2 separate regions of the Homo sapiens genome follow, and region 2 is linked to region 1. A link is an interaction called in ENCODE POLR2A ChIA-PET data of the cell type or tissue named here. Cell type or tissue: Caco-2. All regions are shown on one strand. Each heading gives the region's core, and the rest is flanking DNA. Links, peaks and the distances in the headings are about the cores only. Region 1 overlaps LOC105371777 (a long non-coding RNA gene). Region 2 has its middle 6.5 kb from the start of KRT37.

The links. Peaks named below come from ENCODE experiments on the same cell type or tissue, not always from the same donor. Only the 100,000 strongest peaks of a DNase experiment are listed, where the experiment ranks them.
Region 2: POLR2A ChIA-PET joins it to region 1 with 6 read pairs; 4 of 35 experiments call an interaction of 5 or more read pairs at or near these places.

What each region holds. Positions count from the first base shown.
Region 1 is chr17:40,899,206-40,904,588 of GRCh38, reverse strand. The region is part of intron 1 of LOC105371777 (a long non-coding RNA gene); the gene reads right to left. Among named protein-coding and RNA genes, the nearest start is that of KRT20, 17 kb to the right of the region's middle. In Caco-2, for the core only: no CTCF peak of the experiment used is centred there; DNase peaks (open chromatin) are centred at 788, 1,218 and 2,378.
Region 2 is chr17:41,428,400-41,433,782 of GRCh38, reverse strand. No RefSeq gene overlaps it. Among named protein-coding and RNA genes, the nearest start is that of KRT37, 6.5 kb to the right of the region's middle. In Caco-2, for the core only: no CTCF peak of the experiment used is centred there; a DNase peak (open chromatin) is centred at 3,222.

The DNA.
Region 1 (5,383 bases), core at 153-5,152:
TGCACACACTGATATTCACACAGACTTGTGAATTCATGAATGAATGCGTGAGTGAATGAATGAATACATCATATACTATACAAGGTTCATAGTAAAAAATAGCAGCCCCTGGTGTCCCCACTCCTGAATGTTTCTCTCTGAAATCTTTTAGCTATTGTTTCTGGTATTAACCTGCATATCTCTAAGGAATATGCTTACACTGCTATTTCTTGTTTTATCAACTTAAGACGTTAAAGACCGGGCACGGTGGCTCACGCCTGTAATCCCAGCACTTTGGGAGGCCGAGGTGGGCGGATCACGAGGTCAGGAGTTGGAGACCATCCTGGCTAACACGGTGAAGCCCCGTCTCTACTAAATATACAAAAAAAAATTAGCCGGGCGAGGTGATGGGCACCTGTAGTCCCAGCTACTCGGGAGGCTGAGGCAGGAGAATGGCGTGAACCCAGGAGGTGGAGCTTGCAGTGAGCCGAGATCACGCCACCGCACTCCAGCCTGGGCGACAGAGCGAGACTCCGTCTCAAAAAAAAAAAAAAAAAAAAAAAGAAGACATTAAAGACCTAAATCCCCATTGTAGAAGATGGCATCACAGGATTCTTACACCATCTCACACCTCCGGTTGCCATTTCTCTACCTTTCCAGTGTGATTACATCACATTGTCTTATAATTTACATATATATTATCTGTATGGGGTTTATATCCCTTTGCTAGAATGAAGCCTTGTCAGCAGGAATTTGTGTTTGTCTTGCTCACGGAAGTATCCTCATGGCCTAGAACAGTGCCAGGCCCTCAGCAGGTACTGAGTAAATATTTGTGGAGTGAATGGATGAATTCTGAGATTTATGGGCTGTGACTTATCCACCAGTTACTCATCGCTGCACTTTAGGGATGCGTGGGCCACCTCCATGTCCCTGTGCTTTTCCAGCTTGGACTCTCCCTCAAACTCTGCACTTTCAGGAAAACTTCAATGACTCCCTCCCACCCAGCTTTACTTGGGGATCCTTCCTCTATATCCACAAATCTTTTCGTGAACATTATATATAATTCCCGATTAGTCACCGTCTCCGGCTAGGCTGCCGCCTCCTCGGAATCATGGACTGTGTCTTGATTTCTGAACCCTATTGGCTATCACAGCATCCCACCTATTGTAATTGATTCTCAAGCAGCTATGAATGAAGGACACACAGTCCCTGCTTGCCACTTGGAGGCAAGAAAGAAACGACATCTTCCTGTTCCTGGTGAGCCCTAGGGTGAGTCACTTCACCATTTACAGAGATAACATGTGGCTCGATTGCTTCTTCTTTCACTCTTCACTTCCCCAGGTTAATAATTGCCAGATCATGTCATACTCTTTATTTTTTCAACCATTTCACTTCTTGCCATCCCTTTCCATGTCCAAATCTCCCTCAGAAATAAAAATAAATTTCAAATTAGTCAGAGCATCGTGACTTCTTTCAAAGTTAGAATTACTGCCTTATGAAACATGTGATTCAATGTGGGGCTCCGCTTGACAAGATCAAGCATTCTAAACTAAAATGTACAACCAGTGGAAATATCTTCCTGCTCCTCGACTACTGATACTTTACAGCCATGGTTCTCCAACTTTACCATGCATCCGAAGCACTGGAAAGACTTGCTAAGATGGAGCCACAGATTGTGGGGTCCCACTCCCAGAGTTTCTGAGCCAGATAATCAGAGTCTGGGAATTTGCACTGCCACAAGCTCCTGGGTGCTGCTGATGCTGCCAGTCTGAAGCCCACACTTTGAGAACCCTCGCTTTCCCATAATGCTTCAAGAAGTCTTAGGCACTAAGTTGATGCACCTGTGAAGGGGTTAGATTTCCCTCCTCCCTTCCCACCACCGCCAAGATAAGTAGTTGCTGAGTGCAACATTACAGCACTTCTTAAACTCTAATAGGCACACAGATCACCTGTAGATCTTGATAAAATACAGATCCTTATTCAGCAGGTCAGTGGTGGCGATGGGTGTGGGGTGTGGGGGTGGCCTGAGATCTGTAATCAGCCCCCAGGTGAAGCCAATGTGGCTGACTCTCCGCCTAAACTCTGAGCTGCAGGCATTACAAATTATACCAAGTCCATTAGTATTAAAAGAAAGTGACTTTCTTAGGTCTCAAAGCTTTGAGTAGTTTTTGATTTGATTCAGGCATTTGATTCAGGTCTGAGCTCTGAAACTACTAATATACTTTCTTTTTTCCTCATGAGTCATCTTGAGAATATACTTTTATTCTTTGTTTAACATTTTTACAACATAGAAACAAGTTAACATTTTTAACTTTCACCCATATAAAACTTCCAACATGAATGGGCCCAGCTGACTCATTGTCACTGCCCAGAGATCTCTGAGCTCTATTCAAACACTGCAGATAATTGTAAACCTGGAGACAAGGTTGGGAGGGTGGGGCTGTTTATCCTTGTTGATTGAGAAACCTACTCTTTGTCCTGTGCTGGTGTTTTGTTACATAGTTACAGCACTTAGCCTTTCATTGAAATCCTGCCTCAGAACACCATTATCTAATGCATTATTGATCTCGATTCTCCCAAAGGCCTGTGTTATCTCTTTTTTATTTCTTAAGCTATAAAGAGATTGTGGTGATGGGGAAGTGAAAGAGAAAACACCTCCCAAACCTACCTGATCCAGCTGATCCGGGACATATCCCTTTTTTTTTTTTTTTTTTGAGATGGAGTCTCTCCCTGTTGCCCAGGCTGGAGTGCAGTGGCTTGATCTTCGCTCACAGCAACCTCCACCTCAAGCAATTCTCCTACCTCAGCCTTCCAAGTAGTTGGGAATACAGGCACGTGCTACCACATTTGGCTAATTTTTGTATTTTTAGTAGAGATGGGGTTTCACCATGTTGGTCAGGCTGATCTCGAACTCCTGACCTCGTGATCCGCCCGCCTCAGCCTCCGAAAGTGCTGGGATTACAGGCGTGAGCCACCGTACCTGGCCCAGCACATATCCTTTATATCATAATGTTGTGAACACATATATACATACATATGTGTATATATACACCCACCACATATATAATATATACCCACACATACATACACACACATAAAGAGAAAATGCCTCCCAAAACCTACCTAATCCAGTGTGACTCTTACACCTGCAGGTGGATAGTAAGTGGACATTTAGGGGAGGCAGGACAAGCTACATAATTTTCAGGGCTCGGTATAAAGCAGGCATGCCGGACCCAATTGTCAAGAATTTCAACACTGCAACAGCAGAGCATTAATCCAAGTGCCAGGCCCTTCCAAGCTCACGTGCTCATGAGGCTAACCCTAGGGGAAGAACTCTGACATAACGAAAACCCCATGAATTTGGAAGCTCTCACTCTCTTCCCTTCTTCACTCCTTTCTCCCTTTCAAAACATATGTCAGAAAAGAAGAGCTCCAATGACAATGGTGATGTCATTTGTTCTGTGGTTGAATAAACACTCGTATCTCATCTTTGTCCTGTCTCTCCTTCATTTTCTGCCAAATAGCTCAACCTTCCGACTAAGAAAAACCCAACTAGATCCCACTGGTTCCAACAAGGGCTAAACTGAACTCTACCTTTGGTCCGACTATGATAAGATGGTTTACCTAATCTATGATGAGGAAATGTACTGCACAAATATGACTAGAAGGGAGGGTGTGCAGTTTCCTCAAATGAGATTTTCAAGTCATCAGACAGCCCCTCTCAAACTCTGAGGGCTCACCATGGATCTTGTTACAATGCAAATTCCAATTTAGGAGGAGTGGAAGGGACAGAGGGCATATCTACACTGTGAAACTGTGAGGCCAAGGACCATACTTTGAGTAGCAGAGCTCTAGAACTACCCTGTCCCTTAAGGTAGACACTAACCACAGGTACCTATTGAGTCCTCGAAATGTGGCTTGTCTAAATAGAGATATACTCTGAGTGTAAAATGCACACCACTTTTCAAAGATGTAATTCAAAAAATAAAATAAATATCCCATTAAGAATTGTATATTGAGTCTATGTTTTGGATATATTGGGTTAAACAAAGGATATTATTAAAATTAATTTCACCTGTTTCTACTTTTTTAATTTGGCTAGTAGAAAATTTAAAATTACCTATGTGGCTCAGTACTGGACAGCACTCTTCTAGGAGGTCAGGTGGAGCTTGAGTTATCCATCCTCTCCATTTCAATATGAACTCCTTGGGGCAAAAGCACGGAACCAGCCCCGGACATCACCCAGGGAGGTGAGTTCATCTCTTATGGTCTCATCCATCAGGTTTTCTTCTCTGGCTCTCACCACCCCAATACAGACACACACACACAAACACACACACACACACACACACACACACACACAGAGGAGTGGGAAAGACTGGAAGACAGGACCTTGTCTTATCCATCTTTCTGTCCTCAATGCCCAGTACACAGTCTATTATCTTAAGTAATCCATAAATATCTGAGATGTGGATCCTCTATGTAAATCATTCATGGCTCCTCCCACTTATACTTCTGGGTCACTGTAAATGTTTGAAAGTAGTCATGTGTTTTCTCAATTATATTTTCCTCCGGGTTGTCCTTCAGCTTACCTTGTACTAGCTGCACAGGCTCAGTGAGCATCCATGACACAATGCTACTAGCTCAGTGCATACTGAAGGGTAAATGTTAGTGGCCTTTTCCTTGCCACCACCACCAAGTTTACAATTACAGTACTTCTACTATGATCACGGCTGCCACTAAGAAGCTACACCTCACTGGGTGCTTCCTACATGCCAGGTGCTGTACCTGCACTTCAGATATGGCATTTCATTTAATCCTCACACCACCACCATGCTGGCCATTATTATGGTCTTCCACTTTCCATATGAGGAAAGTGAGGCTCAGAGAGGTTATGAACCATGCCCAAGCAAGTAGCAGAAATAGGATTCAAGTCCAGATCTCTAAAGTCTGTGTTTTCAATCCTGGGTATCTATAACATTAGCAGAGTGCTCAGAATCATCAGTGGAAAAAAGAGGAAAAAGTGAAGTGGGGTGGTTTTGAATAGCACATGAATATGCACACCAGGATGGAGGCATTCTTTCATTTTTTCCTTTGGTCTGTTGTTAAATGTATGTATATCGTATTTCCCAATAAATTAGAAAATGGAAAAAATAAGTCATCAACCTTTTTTCTCTAAATCAAGGAACATAGAAATCTGACATATCCTTTACATCAGAATGTTGTGAACACATATATACATATATATGTGTATATATACATACACTGCATATAGGTAATATATACCCACACATACATACACACACATAAATTGTAACCAGACGCACATGGTAGTAAAATGTGTGCTTTTAAAAAGCCACTGGGTACATCTCTAAGAAAGCCTCACATGATGTAGTAACAAAAT
Region 2 (5,383 bases), core at 174-5,173, 530 kb before region 1:
AGTATGACTTGCTCCAGAGCTGAGCTCATTTAGTCACTTCTGTTTTTATCGATTGAGTGCTTTGTTATGTCAGGTGATGTACTGGGAATTACAGAGATGAACAAGACAAAAGCAGTAAGACAAAATTCCTGCTTCCAAGGGACTTTCAAGAACACTAACAACAGAATGAAGAGGGTTACATCAAGGTAAACTAAGGGTCAATGTGAGTAGAGAGAAGAGGAATTGATTGAATGCTCAGTGAAGCTGGAGAAAGCTTCCCCTTGAAGGCATCTCTTGAGCTGAGAAATATAAAATCACCTTTCAAAATCAGAGTATTCAATACTACTGGATTTTTTTTTTTTTGAGATGGAGTATTTCTCTGTTGCTTAGGTTGGAGTGCAGCAACGCTACCTCGGCTCACTGTAACCTCCACTTCCCGAGTTCCAGCAATTCTCCTGCCTCAACCTCCAGAGTAGCTGGGACTACAGGCATGTGCCACCATGCTGAGCTAACTTTTGTATTTTAGTAGAGATGGGGTTTTGCTACTACTACTACTGCTACATGTTGGCCAGGCTTGTTTTGAACACCTGACAGGTGATCTGCCTGCCTCAGCCTCCCAAACTGCTGGGATTACAAGTGTGAGCCACCAGGCCCAGCCACAATACTATTGTATTTTTAATGAAGAAAATGAAACAGGGTTGTCAGTATTTCCCTATTTTACTGCACGTAATTCATGAAGTGGGCCAAATAAATAGTTCTACAATGACTTATTCAGAATTTATTATTTTCCCTAATTCCTAAATCATTCACTCTTCAAGTTCCCATGATTATGCTTTTCTCCTTTCTACTAACTGCACCTTTGCCCCATGATCATCCACAGCTTAACACCCATAGGAAATGGTCCCCTGAGAGACACAGAGGAATGGATTGAGGGGACATTGAGGGGAAATCCATAGGCTGAAGGAGGCACAAAACAGCAGAGATGGCTCCTGGCCTAACACCCCAAGGACTTCTATAGGGTACCCTTATATTTTTTATCCTTATACTTCTGTCTATGTAAGTATGTCTATAGGATTAAATTCCTATAGGCGGAAATTATTGGTCGATAGTGTATATGTGGGCATGGTGGCTCACACCTGTTATCCCAGCACTTTGGGAGGCCGAGGCGGGTGGATCATGAGGTCAGGAGATCGAGACCATCCAGGCCAACATGGTGAAACCTCGTCTCTACAAAAAACACAAAAATTAGCTGGGCATGGTGGCATGTGCTTGTAGTCCTAGCTACTCAGGAGGCTGAGGCAGGAGAATTGCTTGAACCCGGGAGGTGGAGGTTGCAGTGAGCTGAGATCATGCCACTGCATCCTAGCCTGGCAATATAGTGAGATTCCGTCTCAAAAAAAAAAAAAAAAAAGCATTTGTAATTTTAACAGATACTGCTGAACTATTTTGTAAAGAGGTTGCACAACTTATTCTTCCCCTCAACAGTGTATGAAAGTGCATGTTTTCTTTATTTTGCTACAATCATGACATTAATCTATTTTGTTTTATTTTACTTTATCATAGAAAGAACACCTAACATGAGAGCTACCCTCTTAATAAAATTTTAGGTGTACAATAAATTACTATGGACTCTGGGTACAATGCAGTACAGTAGATCTCTAGGCCTTACACATCTTGCTTGACTGGAACTTTATGTTCATTGAACAGTAACTTTCCATTTCCCCTTTTCCCACAGCCTCTGGAAACCACCATTCCACTCTTTGATTCTATGAATTTGCCTATTTTAAATACCTTGTATAAGCAGAATTATGCAGTATTTGTCTTTCTGTGATCGGCTTATTTCATTTAGCATAATGTCTTCAGGGTTGAATCTATTTTAGATACCTCATATAAGCAGAATCATGCAGTATTTGTCTTTCTGTGATTGGCTTATTTTATTTAGCATAACGTCTTCGAGGTTTATTCACGTTGCGTATTGCAGAATTTCGTCCTTTTTAAAGGCTGAATGGAATTCCAGTGTTTGCACATACCAATTTCTTTTTGTATTTATCTGTCAACGGACATTTAGGTAGTTTCCACATTCTGGCTATTGTGACTCCTGCTGCAATGACCACAGGAGTGTTAACATCTCTTTGAGATCCCAATTTCAATTCTTTTGGATAAATACCCTGAAGTGAGATTGTTGGCTCATATGGTAATTCTATTTTTAATTCTTTGAGGAATCTCCATACTGTTTTCCATAGTGGCTGCGTCATTTTGCATTTTCCCAACAGCGTGCAATGGTTCCAGCTCCTCTATATCCTCACCAATACTAGTTGTCTTTTTTTTTTTTTGATAGTAGCCATCCTGAGTGGTGTGAAGTGATGTCTCATGGCTTTGATCTGCATTTCCCTTATGGCTAGTGACTTTGAGCATTTTTTCATATACCTGATGGCCGTTTGTACGTCTACTTTAGAGAAATGTCTATAGAAATCCTTAGCCCATTTTTAAATTAAAAAAAATTATTTTTTACAGTTGAGTTGTAGGACTTCCTTATATATTTTGGAGGCTAACCCTTTATCAGATATATGATTTACAATTCTTTCTCCCATTCAGTAGGTTGTATTTTCACTCTGTTGTTTCTTTTGCTGTGCAAAAGCTTTTTAGTAAGACTAAACTTCTGATCTTTGCTAACTTAAATAAGTAAAAAATAAGTAATTTAATAAGCATTTTTGAATTATGAATGGTGTAAGCATGTAAACACACCAGTAACAGTAAAATCCATTAAAAAACACAACACTTATTTAGTGCTTACCATGTACTCTGTGCTAGACACTATTTTACGTGATTTACAGGTATGGATTTTTTTAAAACTTAAATCCATTAGCTAGGTGCTATTGTCACTCCATTGTGCATAAGCAGAATTTGAGGCACAGAGAGGTCAAGTCACCAGCCCAAGTTCACACAGCTAATAAATGATAGAACCAGAATCTGAACCCAGGCAGGCTGGATCCAAAATTCATTGTCTTAAACCTCTACTATGCTGCATTAAAGGATTTTGTAATAGGTCTTGGTATGAGGTAAATAAGGGGAAATTTCCTGCCTTAGCATGTAGATAAAGAAACTCTAGGATCAGGGAACAAAGGGGAGGGGAAATGAAGATAACTTTTTCAGTATTTAGTCTCTGATGACCTTAAGACCTGGGATAAGAATAAAGCAAACTAGGCAGGGCGCTGTGGCTCACTCCTGTAATCCCAGCACTTTGGGAGGCCGAGGTGGGTGGATCACCTGAGGTCAGGAGTCGGAGACCAGCCTGGCTAACATGGTGAAACTCCATCTCTGCTAAAAATACAAAAAATTAGCCGGACGTGGTGGCGTACGCCTGTAATCCCAGCTATTCAGGAGGCGGAGGCAGGAGAATCTCTTGAATCCAGGAGACGGAGGTTGCAGTGAGCCAAGATCAGACCACTGCTCTCCAGCTTGGGCAACAAGAGCAAAACTCCATCTAAAAAGAAAAGAAAAACAAAAAAAGAATAAAGCAGAATAATAATTTAAAAATACTTAAAATCAAACCAAAGTTTCCCAAGTAACTAGATTTTAAAATCCTATTTAATAGAAAAGAAAACGGTGACTTTTTTTTTTTTTTCAAAGCCTTCTGAGGTGGACTTTTGAAATGATAAAGGTGTTTTGGGTTATCCTTCCTCAGACTCTGTTTTCACCCAGCATGTCTGAGAGCCTTGCAGGCACAGTGGTATCAGGACACACTGCTGGTCGTGGTTTGCAGATGTTTTCCTGGCGTAATTCACATCAGGATGCAGTGTGTGGGCAGCTCCTGTTTCCTTAGGTGTCTTCAGAATTTTTCCTCTGCAGCTGGAGCAGGTGGTTGCAGATTAGACTCACACCCTGTGGACCGCCCAGTGCCTCTGCTTCTGTCTCACTCAGAGATGCGTCAGAACGGTCAGACTCAGAGATGCGTCTGCACCGTGGCACCAAGTGATGCTGTTCTGAACCCAGTGTTTCCCCTCTGCCTGAAGAGAGATTACAGCTCAAAATCTTTTAATCCTCAAGAGAGAAGAGGTGGCCCCTGTGAAGGAAGGAGGGCTGCAGGACTACCTCTGTCTTCTCTCTTCATCTCTGATACCTCCCTTCATGCAACTTGGAATATATGTTTATTTTCAGGGGCCAGAAACTCTTTTTAAAGAGGAGCAAGAGGGCCGGGCACGGTGGCTCATGCCTGTAATCCCAGCACTTTGGGAGGCTGAGGTGGGTGGATCACGAGGTCAGGAGTTCAAGACCAGTCTGGCCAACATGGTGAAACCCCATCTCTACTAAAAATACAAAAATTAGCTGGGTGTGGTGGCGGGTGCCTGTAATCCCAGCTACTAAGGAGGCTGAGGCAGGAGAATCGTTTGAACCCGGGAGGTGGAGGTCGTAGTGAGCCGAGATCATGCCATTGCATTGCATTGCACTGCAGCCTGGGTAATAGGGCGAGACTCTGTCTCAAAAAAAAAAAAAAAAGGGAGGAAGAGGAGGCTCATCTGATCATCTGCAATGTCAAGGATGGGCTCCTTCCCACCTACACAGCTGAGTACATCCCAGACACCTGCCTCATGCCTTCCACCTACTGCCTGTTCCTTTGAGACCAAAGAAAATCAGAAGAGCCCTCTGCTGTACGAAGGACTAGGCAGTGTCTATGTCATTATGCAAAATGGACCATGCAGAGCCCAAGCCAGAGACACATATCAAGCTTTGGAGAGGTGTGTCAGGACGCAAAGGATGCAAAGCTTCAGCTGTGATGCTTAAGAATTAACAAGTGTCATATGTTCTGAGACAGAAGGAACCATGATTTTAGCCAATGGGATAAAATCCTGCCAGAGGATAGGGTCAAGAGAGGGTTCCTATTTAGCAAATCAAAGGGAAGAATTTTAATGCTTCAATTCTCTGGATTATAGTGATGCTATGTGTTGAGGCGGAAGATAGGAACAAAGGGGTCTTTGAAGATGGAAAATGCAGATTGCACCCAGAGGCCTCTGAGGGATGGCCTGGCAGGGAGAGGCCCTCTAAGGATTGCCCCAGTAAAGAATGAGTCATAGCTGACCTCAGGGCCGCTGGAGCCACAGCTGACCCACAGTGGGTTTTCCTCTTGGGAAGAATTCCAGACCCCTTATTTCTCCTTGAGAGAATTCCAAGAGCCCAGGTTTCATCAACACCATCATCCCCTGACTCCCTTGTGGTTTTCACGGGGATGCATGTTCAACTTTTTCTCAGAGCAAAGATGTATTTATGCTGTTTAAAAATATATGCACACAGTTTTATGTATAATGTGGCATCATAACTTGTAGGGCATTTACTCTTATTTTATACATTCAGATATGTTTGGTTTTTTTTTTGAAACACTTCTTAAGGCTACACAACAGGACAGAGA